Linked DNA regions of Mus musculus: regions 1 and 2 are each linked to region 3. Evidence: chromatin loops called from intact Hi-C (ENCODE). Cell type or tissue: heart. All regions are shown on one strand.

Evidence for each region. Peaks named below come from ENCODE experiments on the same cell type or tissue, not always from the same donor. Only the 100,000 strongest peaks of a DNase experiment are listed, where the experiment ranks them.
Region 1: a loop joins it to region 3, with 2.3 times the contacts of the local background. A loop is called at or near these places in 9 of 42 quality-filtered maps.
Region 2: a loop joins it to region 3, with 2.5 times the contacts of the local background. A loop is called at or near these places in 5 of 42 quality-filtered maps.

What each region holds. Positions count from the first base shown.
Region 1 is chr3:109,484,996-109,489,995 of GRCm38, reverse strand. All of the region lies in intron 2 of Vav3 (vav 3 oncogene), which reads right to left. Among named protein-coding and RNA genes, the nearest start is that of Vav3, 150 kb to the right of the region's middle. In heart, no CTCF peak of the experiment used is centred here; no DNase peak of the experiment used is centred here.
Region 2 is chr3:109,249,776-109,254,775 of GRCm38, reverse strand. No RefSeq gene overlaps it. Among named protein-coding and RNA genes, the nearest start is that of Vav3, 88 kb to the left of the region's middle. In heart, no CTCF peak of the experiment used is centred here; DNase peaks (open chromatin) are centred at 605 and 2,845; H3K27ac peaks cover 606 bases.
Region 3 is chr3:109,338,187-109,343,186 of GRCm38, reverse strand. Vav3 (vav 3 oncogene) reads right to left here and starts at 2,504. Exons shown (of 27, transcript NM_020505.2): 1 at 1,945-2,504. The coding sequence starts at 2,148. In heart, no CTCF peak of the experiment used is centred here; DNase peaks (open chromatin) are centred at 1,386, 2,436, 3,116 and 3,696; H3K4me3 peaks cover 2,721 bases; H3K27ac peaks cover 2,675 bases.

The DNA of each region.
Region 1 (5,000 bases), 150 kb before region 3:
AAGAACAGTCAGGACAGGTGACCCAAACTGCTTTCTCCTGCTTTGATTCTCATAAGAGTCACTGGACATAAACTATTCTGCTGGCCCCGTGAGTGAAAGAGGAATATTTGCCCTACAAACATCACTGTGAAGATCCTGGATTACACAGGCAAGAATGTGTAAAGGGCTAGCCTAGCACAAGTAATGAAGACGTTAATAAGGGCCTCATGTGAAAAGTTAACAGTAGGGAAAGAGGTGCCCAGATTCTCAACCCTAAAGCCAGCAAAACAGCAGATGAGGTCCCTGCCCCTTCTTCTGTTTGACAACGACTCTTCATTGGCCAGAGCTACTTGACCAGTCAGTTTGTCACTTTAATAACTATTACACGAAGCAAAATGCAATACTGAATAGAGACAAGCTCCAATTTTTAAACTATTCTCTTCAGGAGATAGCACTCTTTACTTACTGGCACATTAGTGTCACTGTTGTAACTTGCAACTGAAGCAACAAGCCATTTCTGCAGGAGCAACTGACGAAGCTCTTGGATGGTCTTGAGTTAAGAGAGACATAGTAATCTAGAATACAAATAGCTAAAAGAAACCATGGGGTCCAACATGCATAGCAACCAAAAACAAGTACTATTTGTGAATGTACCTTCCTGATTTTTCTAAAGTATTCTCTCTCTGATCTAATAGCTGGTTTGAATAAGAATTCCTGGAGCAGTGACTTTTGCAGAGGGGTTAGCTATGCAGGGGCAATCAGGGATTTCAGGTTTGGTCCATGAGTGCAAAATTAACTTAGTGGCTTACAAGGGCTATAGAGTGTCAAAGCCCCACAGCTCAAGTGAGCAGCTGTGGCCTGAGACCCAGGTGTGGCATCAAGGCCCCTGCAGGCTCAGAGCGAATGCCCTATGGAATAGAGACAAACACAGGGTCTAAAAGAGGTAACTGGGAACAGGGGCTTCGGGGTGTTGCTCTGGGAGATTCACACAAAAGCACTGGCACTGAAAGAGAGGCCAGCTGTGATCTAAAGGCAGCCAAGGGAACTAAATGCTACCCTTAACTCCAGATTCTTGACAACGAGGCCCAGTTCAAAACCCAGCCAGATGGTGAGTTGCAGATTAGCAATATATTTCACCTTCAGTCTCCTAGGAAATCAAAAGAACTCATTACATTAATTTCCTTTGCCATTCCAATTTCACACAGTAAATTACCCCATTAGAATACACTGCAGCTCAACGTCACTTCCAGCCACATGTTTCAGAGATTTCCTTGAACACTGGAGAAAAAAAACCACTCCTGGCCTCATCTCCATGGACCAAGCAAAGAAATAATAGCCAGAGGAGAGAGAGAAGCATCCATTCTGATCCAGATTATAAACCACAGGAAACGGGTTTCCATTGTTCTTGAGAATGGTGCGTTTGTAAAGCTTTAATGGGTCTAATTTACATCATGTACTGACTTCAGGGACAGTCACAGATAAAAAGTATTTTTCCTTTTTGAACCACCAAAATTGAACTTATCAAGGGTAACTACCTCCTTTAGGAAGAGTGTGCCCTAGGCACACAGTCTGTAAGCAGATTGGGAGGAAGACTTTCTTCGTTCAAATTCAGCATCCACCTCGCACTTAGTGGACATGGAACAGTAACTTGGCTCCCTTTCGTATGTGCAACCCAAGTCTGTTGTGCAGGTAAGATGAAGCAATCTTGTCTCAGGAGATGCTTCTGTGCAGCTACGGTTCTGCCCACTGCCTCGCCAGCCATGGCCCTAGACCTCCACTGACTCCTAAAGAGAAGCGCCTTCCCTTAGAACCTATCTCCTCTCTCTGTGACCCTCCAAGCCCCACTCTCCTCCCTCCAATAGCTGGACAATCAAAAGATTTTTCCAGAAGCCTTCCCCATGTTTAAGCCTTGTCAATCTGTTCAGTGAACTGCCCTCCGATCCAAGTCCCTCCTGACTCCCTGCGCCTCTGCCTTGCTAAAGGCCCCCTGTCTCATTTCTTCTGCTAGAATAACTACCAGCTTATCTTTGACTTCTAGCTCATCTCTCATTAACTTCACCCTCTGCCTGGCTACCACAGAGGTTGAACGATATTTCCAACAGTCATTGTGATAACCCCACCTCCCACCTGAATGTTCAACTGTAGCCCCCTTAAAAAGAGCTACAACTGCTGAGAAGCACACTCTAGGGTCCCTACACCCTCTGCCGCTCCAGCCCACCCTCCTACTCCTCTGACATTTGCCACACTAGGCCAGACTCAACACACTGTTTACGGTGCTCCAAGCAGGTCCCAGAATCCTACCTTTAGAACACTGCTTCTCAACCTCCTTAATGCGGTGGCCCTTTAATATAGGTGTGGTGATCTCCAACTACAGAATTACTTCATTGCTACCTCATAACTGTAATTTTGCTACTAACCTAACTTTGTTATGAATCATAATGTAAATACCTGTGTTTTCTGATGATCTTAAGCAATCCCTGTAAAAGGGTGATTTGACCCCCTAAAGGGGTTGTGACGCACAGATTGACAACCATTGCTTTGGACTAGGAAGGAGTATAATATTCTCCATGCTATAATTTACACAAGGGCATTCAAAATTAAATGCTTCCTATTACAAGATAGGTGGAAGGAAGCACACCTAGAACAACAGCACCAATGTTCTCACGCCGACTGAGGGACTGTGAGAAACACGTTCTATACAGTGTTCCATCACCCCGTCCAAAGGCCTGGGAGCATAGTCTGAATAAGAAACTCAACTGTCAATTCACAGCTATAAAAGAAGCCATTCTGCAAATGTGATACCTATAAGATGTACACCCTGCCTTTAAGCTAGGGATAGAGACAAGCAACAAAGAGTATGGAGCAGTTTTAAATTAGTTCAGCAACAAGAATTAAGTTGAACATCAGGGAAGGAATGTGATTTCCCTCCAGGCTCGAGCCCAGCAGGGCTGCAGGAGAGCTACGGAGGCTGTGGTGGGCAATGTCCTTACCAGCTACCAGGGAGCCACTGCTAACTAGCAAGCTCACTTCCCAGGGGCATGGCCTGCCTTCCTTTCTGGTCACAGGTGTTGATGTGAACTTACAGAAATGGGGGGAGGGGTTCTGTATGGCTAAAAGGACTTGGGGAATTTTAATGCATGTTCCTAGCTGCCCCACACATCATACAGGTGAGGACAAGTCGTACAACTGAGCAGGGAGACCCATGACTATGGCCACCTTAAAGAACAGCATGGTGTCTGCCAAAAAGGAAAGGCAATGCCAGAGTGGCGGGGTGCCACAGTGGAGAAGAATGTGGCATTGATTTACAACTGAGACACCTCACCTTGTCTCTGCCGCAGGGCACCTAAGAGAGAGTAAGGAACCAAAGGTCTGCAGAAGAGATGACAGGCTGGACAAGAATAAAATGACACCAGCAAAAGATGGCTTGCTAACACTGGTCATTCTAGAACCTGATTGAAAATGCCCATTTAAAATGCAGGTAAACCAATTCACTATTATGTAGCCTCCACTCCAAAGCTACGTCAGCACAAATATATAAGGCATGCACATAACTTAAAATTTTTAAAAAGCTTCATTAGAAAACCATTAAAAATTAGTGTTTTGCACACATTTATTAGATATATGTGAACTATTATTCCAACAGGACATTGCTATGAAACTGAAGCCAGTTTACATGGTTGTTTTTCCATAATCAATGCTCAAAATCTTACATGCAATAAGTAGTCATGGTTCATCTCAATTCATACCAGCTACATCTTGAGCACAGTGGTCATGTGTGGCTGCTGTTCTGAAAGAAGAGCCTAGATGAGGCCTTATGGTGCTCGGATTGTGATAGAAAAGGAAACCATGTCCTCAGAGACAAAAAGACTGGGCTGAAGACATCAAATGAATGTGACAGCCCAAGCTCGGTGTAAGGCTGCAGACACAGCTCAGGGGGTGAAGCGCTGCATGAGCGAATGTGAGGACCTGAGTTCATACACCTCAGCACCACACCACACAGACACAGAGAGAGAGAGAGAGACAGACAGACAGACAGACAGACAGACAGACACAGACACAGTGACAGAAACAGCACATACAACGACAGAGGAACAGAGACAGAGACAGACACACACAGACGGGGGGGGGGGTGAGGGAACAAAGGAAAGAGGCAGGAAACCCAGAAAGACCCCATACAATGAACTCAGCACCCCAGATTTTCTCTGCAGTAGAACCAGAGGAGGGCTACAGAGATCTGAGAATGTGGTGCCAACCCCTATAAGGAGGAGAAAACTACCCCTCCACATAGGACGCATTTATTGCCTACCCTCCCCCCCCCCCCATCCATAAATGTCACTGGAACACTCAGACAATCCAGTCAGCATCTGTCTGGATACTAATAAAACAGGATTTTCATGGACACCAGTTTGATCTGCTGTCTTTTTTCTGTTTTCACTTTTCTTGGTGTCAGCCATGGCTGGAACCAGACCTAATCACACCAACTCTTACTTTCAACTTCACAGATTACATTTAATCAGCTTTTTTGAAATTCTCTTGGATTTGACTTATGCTAAAAGCATCAGTTAATTGATGCTCTCTGAGGTCTCTTCTCTTCCACATCTTGGATTTTCCCCTTTGAAGTAACTGTCCCTGAACTGTACACAGAGATATTTCGGAAATAGCATGACAATATCTGTAGCTTTAAAACTCTGTCGCCTGTGACCTTTAAATCCTCAGGGAGATGTTTTCTTGTGACCCCCCCCCCCCCCGAAGGCTTCTTTTTATCTGAATCTCAGATATGTTCCAATGAGTAGGGAACACATTTAGTCACTAGCTGCTCTGAGGATAATCCAGGATCATCTGAATTTCCCTTAGAATCTGAGTATTTACCAAGAACTGGATCAGAGAAAATCATCCCCTCAGAGGACATAGACAAGTAGCTCCTAGCTCAGGCTGCGGTTCTGAGGGGAGGGAGCACATCACACAACTGCACTAAATGGGTAGAGTTGGCCACTTTTTTTTCTCACATAATTTTTTATGTC
Region 2 (5,000 bases), 88 kb after region 3:
TCCTCTCTTCCCACTCCATAATCTTTCCATTACCTGAAGCCAACAGGAAGCCAACTGGCTGAGAAGCAAGAGAAGGATCCAGGCAAGTGCGCTCTGCCCTCTGGGACCCCTTTAGTGTGCTGTTGAATCTAGCATGTTCACATTTACAAAGCCCATTTTTCTCAGTCCTATTTTCAAATCCTTTATAGTGTACACACATCTTTTTCCTACGTGTATTCTGATTTAAGTGTGTTTGGGGAGCGGGAAAGAATGACAAATTAAAACCATTTACAGCAACAGGAACATGTGTACAACACTCACTCTCTCCTGATTCATTCAAACTTCATTGCTTGCTTACGCCTTAGAACCAAGAACGGCATGTGGCCAAGAAATACTTGAATGAAATAGTCATATGATTTTATAGATTTGTTTTAATTTTTTTCCTGTTTTATTATCGTATGAATCAAAACAGGTGCCATTAGCTCATCTTTCGCAGTAACAGTGGTAATTCAAACATTCTATAAAATGAAAGCATTTCATCAAGACAAATGCCACCACACTATCACGTGTGTGGCTCCCTTCTCTGAGTCACATCCCATCAATGTGACTTGGCAGCTCATCAGATCCCATCAGCCCAGTGGTTGAAAAAAAAAAAAAAATGGGTCACTGCACCGTGACAAAAGGACAGTCGATGAACATACAAGCAATTAAGAAAAGTTTGAGCCCCAGTGGTCACAAATGCCCAGAGGAAGCTTGTCCTTGAAGTGTGTGGGTGCCAGAGGCAGCACACAGGTCACTAGCAGCCCACCAGGGACACTTTTAAGAATCCAGACAGAAGGAAGTGGCTGAAAGCCACTGCTGAGGAGGACCCGAGGACTGGGGGAGGGGTCACTTTCTGCATTTATTAGCATTTAATTGAAACATTCTGCAGTCTTCTGTCCCAGGACCTTTGCAAAAAGTGGGAAGGGATCTCAACAGAAAAACTCAACAAGTATTCACTAATGAAATTTTATTTTTGCATACTTGTTATGGGAGTAGGTAAGGCTCACATGCTGTGAAGGTAAAATTCTACCGGACATACATACACAAAATACACATGGGGAGTGGTACTCATAAGCAAGCTAGCAGAGAGCTGGTGGTTATGGGAGTTGCATGATGGACCCATAAGAACTCATGTTCTTGTCTTCTTAAAATTTTAACTATGTGTTTTTAAATTTTCCACAAAACAGGTCATGTTGGGCTGGAGAGATGGCTCAGTGGTTAAGAGCACCGCCGACTGCTCTTCTGAAGGTCATGAGTTCAAATCCCAGCAAACACATGATGGCTCACAGCCATTCATAATGAAATCTGATGCTCTCTTGTGGTGTGTCTGAAGACAGCTACAGTGTTCTTACATATAATAAATAAATAAATCTTAAAAAAAAAAAAAACAGGTCATGTTGCTCTCACTGATGGCAGGTTTTGCTCCTCCCTCTACTGTTTGCTTTACAAACTCCTCTCCAGGTTTCCTTTGTGCTCTTTGTCTGGGAAGCCAGAAACTCTGCTCTCTGTGATTTTCTGTGCTTCTATGAAAAGTGGATGCCTGGTCTCTGAGAGGAAGGGTGGTAGCATCCAGGCTGAGGCCTGGGAAACTAGGGGTTGCTGAAGGAGAGAGAAAATCTACAAAGTATCCCCCTCCACTGAAACATGGTACTGGGTCCACTTCATGGGGTCAGCTCACCTGCACTAGATGGCTCCTGGCCCCCAAAGGGTACCCAGACCCTAAAGCAGCAGACTCTAACACAGCATCACTCCAAGTAGCATCAGCTGAACACCCAGCTGAAGCCACAGCACAGGGCTCAGCTCAGGGAAAATCAGGCTGAAGATACAATAGCCTCTGAGTGCCATCTTCCTGAGCTAAAGTATAAATATCTCTAAAGATGGAAGACTATTGACTGACTTGGGTATAAATGGGTCATTTCAACAACTTTAACTAAATGAAGAAGCCAGAGATCCACAGCCAAACACCAGGCAGAGCTTGGGAGTCATGCAGAAGAGTAGGGGATAGGATTAAGTAGCTGGAGGGTTCAAAGACACCACAAGATAACAGAGTCAACTTACCTGGGCCCATGAGCCACCAGCCAAAGAACATGGCTGGACCTAGGCCCCCTACACATCTGTAGCAGATGTGCAGCTTGGTCTTCATGTGGGTCTCCTAACAATTGGATCAGGAGGGTTGCCTGCTACTGGATACCCTCCCCCTAGCTGGCCTGCCTACTCGGGCTTCAGTGGGGTAAGATGTGCATAGTTTTTCTGCGACTTGATATTCCAGGGCAGGGTGGTACCCAAGAGGAGCTTCCTCTTCTCTGAGGGGGTAACTTGGGGGGAGGGGTTATAAGGGTGAGATTAGGAGGAGAGGAAGGAGGGGGCTACAACTGGGATATAAAGTGAGTGAATACTTTAAATATATAAATACATACATGCATACATACATGCATGCAGAGAGAGAGAGAGAGATGAAAAAGACAAATTCTACAAGCACTGTTGCTCAGCACTGCCTCTCTCTGCCTTGGAGAGCAGATAAAATGGAGATCTTATGTGGTTACTTTCTTCTTAGAGCCAGTTTTTAACGAGCAAAGCAAAGCTGTGCTTTCTATAGAATAGCAAGACCATCAAGATATGTGCTGTTAATGGGCTGTTTTTCAGCACTCATAAAGATACATCAATAAAGTGGAGCACAGTGAGAAAGAGAAATGCCCTGTTCCCTCTTTGAAACACTGAAAATCACAAGGCCCTTTAGCCTGATTACATTACAGTGGGGGAGGGGAGTTGTGAGGAAGTAAGTTGGATGCTCTGGGCTGTGCTATGCCTTATCCTCCTGAAGCCCTGCCTCCTCCCACTTCTTTTCCTTCTTAACAGCTGACCCAAAGGGCCTAAACTTAGCAAGGGCGAGGTGTAGGAAACTAGATAGTGCATTCTCCAGTTGGATAGGAAGTACTGGGCTCAATGTGTTTAAGGTTAAGATTAATTCCATACTTCCTCTGAATCTATTTTAAAAACACAGCAAAGGATGGCATATGTTGTCTTCTAACAAAAATGACACATGATCAAAGGGTAAACATGAGCTGCGTGTCAGACCTCTGACTCCTGCCCTCGACCCGTGCCTACGGAATCAGGAAAGGTATTTTACCATCTCCGTTAAAATGCGGTTGCTTCTGTTTATTGAGAGACTTCTGTAGTGAGGCAGCCAGAGGAATCACGGATCGAGCATGGCCGAACTGAGAGGAGTCAGGACATAGGAAAAGCCCAGGAGCTCTGTTGCTAAATGTCTCTCACTGCAAAGGAGACTATGAGCTACAAGTCTGAACCTTGATGCCTGAAACCAGAACTCTACCTGCTGCCTGGGTGGGAGAATCAAGTTTTCTCATTTTCAGTGACCATCCTCATTAATGTTGGCTGGTTATCATTCCCTGGGCTCTGCAAACAGGAGCTTCCATTCTATAGACCCACTCATTAGGACTGATTTAATTGAATTGAAGAAGAAAAAGTACTGGCTGCCAGGAAGCCAGGATTGAGACTCCTGGAGATCCTAGTTTCCTGGTGAATTCCAAGTGTGGCTTTCTCTAGCAGCAAGGTACAGACGATGAATTAACACAGTCCCTGCATCACTCTGTGTCTCTTCCAGTGTCCCCAACCATCTTCCACACATCACCTCAAAGAAGGTTGATGTCTCCCTAAGCTATTGTCCCTTTGAGGTTTGTTTGGATGCTGGTTTGATGATCCACAGGCATGGGAGAAGTTGAAACTAACTCATAATCTCTTGTGTATAGAGAAAATCATCTCAGAGGTTCACAGGTCACAGAGCCTAACAATTCTACATTCTAATTGGTACCCCGGGAGTTCTTTTAAGCAGGATGGTGGGGGGATGGCAGCATCTGGGTAGAAAGCAGTATGTCTTTGAACTGGGTACAACAGTTAAAGCCATTCCTGGTCATGCCTTTTCTCACTGTTCAGATACTTCTAGTATTCTTAAACCAAGTTGGGCTTTCTGCTCTGAGCACCAAGGATGTTAATCTCAAGTGCTGAGAAAGACCCCAAAGATCTACTCTTGGGGAGATTAGGACCCAGTAGAGGGAGGTGGGCCATGGCCATGAAACCGAGTGACTAGAATTAAAGTGTCATAAAGAAAGTAAAGAAGGCAACACATTTCACAACTTCCAGGAAGATCTATTGGACCAGATATAGAAGGAAGACTAAGACCATGCAGGACCATGAATGTTCCTGGTGGGGAACAAATTCAAAGGCTATGAGGCAATAGCAAGCATGGCAAGTCTAAGAAACAACAAGGAGGTCAGAGGGTGGGCACACAGAGAGCACTGAGGACCGGCTGTCAGACCCAGGCAGGGCCAAACTCTGCAGGGCCTCCTGGTGCAAAGCTGGACTCATTCTGGTGTCTTGGGTTTGATATTGTCCTCCACGTGCTGGAGGAACAATGGTGGGCAGAAGGCCTTAAGCAGGAGATGGCATGCTCTCACTCTAAGGGGGAGGGAGGGGAGCCAAAGTTATGAGAGAGCAGTTGACAAATGATTGTGGCACAGCAAAGATGTTAATGAGTGACAGCCCTCCTGTGTCTTGCTCATGCTCCAAGCACTGTACCGAGCTCTCTGTAGGCAGGACTTCATTCATTTTCCCTAATACACCTTTAAGAAGTTGAGACTAAATGGCCACAAAGGGTAGAACAGGCAACCAGAGGAATTCACCACTGTGGAACTTCTGCAATGAAGTCTACATAAGTAAGGGATGGAGCCATTTAACACAATGAGACACTTCCTTTTCATGTATCTCTATGCTTCTGAGGCAGTCCTAGAATTGAAATGATTTGTTCCGGCAGTTCTGGTTTAATTTTCTATTTTATTATGAGGGTATGTGAAGGAGGTTTTAGGGGCAAACACCAATGGGAAATGTGAAGTAGCAAAGGGGGAGGGGGAGAATGCTCCTGTTGCCTCTCCTCTTAGTTAGGGTTTCTATGGCTGAGATAAAAC
Region 3 (5,000 bases):
CAGTGTAATAATTCCTTAAGGGCAACTAACTATCTTGATATGTTCACTGTGGTGGCCTCAGTAGGAAATAGAATTCTTAGAGAATCATGCCCTGCTCCTTTTCATCAATGATGCTTATAATGACCTTCAGTCATCAAACTGATTACATTATAGATAATGCATTTTAAGAGAAGAAAGAGGAGAATCCACTTGACAAGATCCCATGCACTGTCAGCAGTCAAATAAAGACTTGAATGTCAAAGAATGCCCAGCTATCCAAAAAGGAAGGAAGGAAGGAAGGAAGGAAGGAAGGAAGGAAGGAAGGAAGGAAGGAAGGCAGGCAGGCAGTTAGAAAAGGAAAGGAAGGAAGGAAAAAAGAAAGAAGAGAGAAATTTGATTATTAAGAACACTTTGATGAGTAACTGCTGAAAGTTCCAGAAACTAAACTTCGAGGAAATATGCACAGCACGTGGCATCAAAGCACAAGACTTCATGCTGCTACTGAGACTACTGATCAAATGGAACTGGAGATCTAACAAGTGACTCCTGTGCGTGGCACAACCTTACTCCTAACAGTTAACTCAGACAGTACAGAAACAACCACTGAAGCCCTCCACAGGACTATCTATGGTTGCCACAATTGTGGGCAAGTCCACAGAATTAGCAATCACCCATCATTCAGGTTTCTAAGAGAGTCTAAAATAATTGATCCTTATTGTAAACACATATGGCACTCAATACTTATATATCTGCTTTTTTTTTTCCTTGGAGACTGCTTACCAACAGGGGACACAGAATTTGAAGTGAGGATCGACCCTGATGAAATACTGACAACCAGGGCAGAGTGTGGGAGTTCCTGCTTTAATTATGAGATTATTAAACTGCATAAGATCACTTTTTTCTGCAAGGACACAGCTCTGGGTAAGTGGTAAGTCTCTGAATCATACAGGGCTAGTGCTAAAATATGTCACTAAAAGGTCTCTTTCCTTCCCCTTTTAAGTTGAAACATTTCTTTTTCTTTTCGTGTGCATGTGCGTGTGCGTGTGAAAGAGAAAATAGAAGTTCTGAGTTGTGTTGAACATCCTTTTAACAGAAACTTTCCGACCGGCCCAAAAAATAAGCAGCACTGGGCTGCATGTGGCTTTTTGAGCTGTCTCTGAGGAACCCACTGCTTTCTGTGCCTTCCAGGACTGGATTTTAATCAGAACCCTCAAAGAGGTATCTCCAAGCTAAGGCCACAGAAGCCCAAGTGCCTCCAAGCTACCTGATCGCAAGACCCAATGAAAAAAAGCAGAGTCTCCAGCAAAACTTCTCACTTCCTGCCACCGGTGAGGGAGGCTGGGCTGGCTCCCCTTACGTTTTCAGACAAGCTATAAACACAACCTTCCAGTTTGCTAACAGGCCACGGGCTTAGGGGGCGGGGTGGGGAACTTCAGGAAGGCTCTCTGTGTCCCTCTTGGTTTATTTCCTCTGAGCAGATAACGGTACCAAACGCCCTCCACTTCCTAGAGTCCTCATCTATGGCACAGTTCCTCTTTCCAGAACGTGAGGACCAAATGAAAGCAAAAAATAAGTCAAAGCAAAATTAACCCCACCGCTTCATCTCATCCCTTCTCATTGTTATTTTAGAGCCGACTCCCTCTTTGTTATCACACACACACACACACACACACACACACACGGGGGGGGGGGGCAGAAAGGTGAAACGCGCCCTAGGATAACTTATTTCTTCCCGCCTCCCAGAAACCTTTAGGATTCCATACACCATCTCCCGACGCAAGGCTTTATTAGTTCTGCTTAGAAGCTAAGTCATTTCAAGGCAAGTGAGGAAAAGCCCCCAAGCTGAGAACTGAGAGGCAGGGCAAAGCGGAGCGCACCTAGATGTTTGCATTTACACAAAGAAATTATCCGGATGATTAATGGGAGCCTCTGACGGGCAGCGGGGTCGCGGGGTGGCCTCCATACCTGGGACATCTGGGGCCTCAGGTTGATCTCCTTCAGATTGATGGAGTGTGGCCGCAGGTTGTTGAGCAGCTGGCAGAGCAGGACTCCATCGCGAAGGGTCTGCGCCAGGTCGAACACCTGCGCCGAGTCCCAGGTCACCCGATGGTTGGGGGGCAGCACCTTGCTGTGGATGAGCCACTGAGCGCACTGCTTCCACGGCTCCATGTCCGACGGCTCCCGGACCCGGCCCGGCCGGGGCGGGCAGCGACTCTGAGGTGGCCGCCGCGGAGCGTCAGAGCCCCGCCGACGCCAGTCGCGCTGATGGCCCCTGGTTCGCTTTGCCTTTCTGGAGCGGGCGCCGCTGCCGGCGGCTCGGGGACGCCGCGTGGGACTCGCCTCGGGTCCCCGCCCGGATGCGCCGCGGCCCGGCCGCCGCTGCAGCAGCGAGTGCCGCGCGCTCTCGGTGCGCCCCGGCCGGCTCCGCTGAGCACTGGCTTCCGACTGGCGAGCCTGGCGCCCCGCGACTGAGCATGCCCAGCGCGCCTGGCCGGTCTGTGCGGTCCGCGAGTCCCCGGAGGCGCGGGTGCGAGCGTGCCCGCCGCCCTGGCTGGGGGTCCGGGGCTGAGGGCGGGGCGGCTGGGGGGAGGAGCGGGCCGAGTTGGGGCGGCGGCCACAAAGGGGATCCCGGCGCCCCCGCCCGCCCGTGAACCCTCGGATGAGTGGAGCTTGCACAACCCCGGGGCGTCCAGGGATTAGCCCATCGGCGCGGCTTCCTAGGAAGTGTGGCTGAACACTGAGATTCGCAGGGGTGTCCCCGGGGACACCCTGAACAATGAATGCGATTTAAATTAAGAGGGTCTCAGAGGAGCCAAGGCTTAACTGGGACACAGGGAGCCTGGAGAAATGAGATGTGCACTACGCGCAGCTGGAGAACGCAGCATGGAAAGTTTGTGATCGGCCCCTGGTCCCGCCTCCTCCAGGTCCATCCTCAGCCCCTTCCTGAAAGTCAGTTTCTTCTGAGAATGTTTTGACACCTTGAAAGTGCGTGACGTGGGGACAATTGCAGCTTCAGCCTAGGTAGAGGGAAAGAAGTAGGTTTTGCATATCTCCCAGGCTTGGAACTGTTCACTAAAGCAGTCCAGCGCCTTTTGCTGATCTTCAAAATCCTGCCTGAGAAAAAAAGAAAACTGGCCGGTGACACAGAGGCAAGAGCGCGCATGCGTCAGTGACTTGCCACCAGGTTTGAGCTCAAATCGCTTCAGTACCGAGACACTGAGAGACTGGGTCAGCATATTTGGAGAACCCTGGGGAAAATTGGAAAGTTCCCCCCCACACACACCCACACATGTCAACTCTGTCATACTGAGGCAAGGTTCTCCCTGTCTTTTTTATTCCCACTGCCCTACAAAGCCGAAAAGGGTGTATAAGCTTTTTGTAGTAATATATTATTTCACTGAACTCTGACAACTCCCTGTAAATGCCCTCTTCGCTAGTCTTTTTTTTTTTTTAATTGAAATCTAGTTTGGTGGGATTTTATATCTGTTGTTGCTGCTGCTGCTGCTGCTGCTGCTGCTGCTGCTGCTGTTTCATTAGATATTTGTAGCTCAAATTTTCGATTGTGGATCTTATTGATTTTATAAACAGGACAAAACGTAACTTTTAAAAAGTACATGATCTGTTGGGACAGAAGTTCGCTTCTTTTATGCGTGACTGTAGCAAGCGTGGCCTGCTGTGTACACAACCAGCCTTAAACAATAATAAATCAGCCTAAGGATTTCCTTTCCTCGCATGCATCCGTCCCCAGCAACTTCCTCTGTGCACACTGTGGAGTCCATCAATAGCACAATGTTTCCTAGACCATAATAGGTTTGAAAGCCTGAAACTACAGGAGGATCAATCCTTAGCAATACTGTATCACCGAAACTGTAAAGTGCATCCTAGGCACGAAGATTATCAACAGCAGTGTTGCAATAAAATAGAACATTATAATCATAAATCGTGAAAGAATGTATAAAATATATATACTTTTTCTTTCTGGAATTTTCCATGTGATTTTTTTTGGGGGGGGGGGGTTGGCTGTTGACTACCACTTTCCTAAAAACTCAGAATGCAAAACCATCAAAAAGAGGCAAGTACTGTAAGCCATGTTACTCATTATAGATCTTTACAAACAAAACACACATGACTTGCCATTTAAAATGTGGTCCTGCATAAGAAGAAGTGGCGCTGGAAAAGAGGAAAGATGATAAGGAAAAAGCAAAGACTAGCCAAGCATTTCATTTTAGGTAGCATCAGATCATCCCTTAATACTGTTAAAATATTTCCAAAATCCAGATCATGTGTACCGACCAGTAAACAAACCTGGATTTAGAATCCAAGTTAAGCTGCTTTTTGATAACCTTGGGCAACTTCTATTCTTCTAACCTTCATTTTCTTCACCTATAAAATGAAGGAAGTGACCCTTGCCACGTTGGGTTGTCAGAATAAAAAAAAGAGTACGCCTTGGTACTTGGAATGAATACATAGACAGGAGTATCACTGTGGACCTTGTAAGACTCTCGGGCCTGAACAAAATACCCATGGAAGGAGTTACAGAGACAAGTGTGGAGCAGAGACTGAAGGAATGACCATCCAGAGACTGTCCCACCTGGGGATTCATCCCATAAACAACCACCAAAACCAGACACTATTGTGGATGCCAACAAGATCTTCCTGACAGGAGCCTGATATAGCTATCTCCTAAGAGGCTCTGCCAGTGCCTGACAAATACAAAAGTGGATGCTCAAAGCCATCCATTGGACTGAGTACAGGGTCCCAGTGAAAGAGCTAGAGAAAGTACCCAAGGAGCTGATGGGGTTTGTAGCCCCATAGGAGGAACAACAATATGAACTAACCAGTACCCCCAGAGCTCCCTGGGACTAAACCACCAATCAAAGAAAACACATGGTGGGACTCATGGCTCTAGATACATAAGTAGCAGAGTATGGCCTTGTCAGTCATCAATGGGAGGAGAGGCTCTTGGTCCTGTGAAGGTTCTATGCCCTAGTATAGGGGAATGCCAGTGTCAGGAAGTGGGA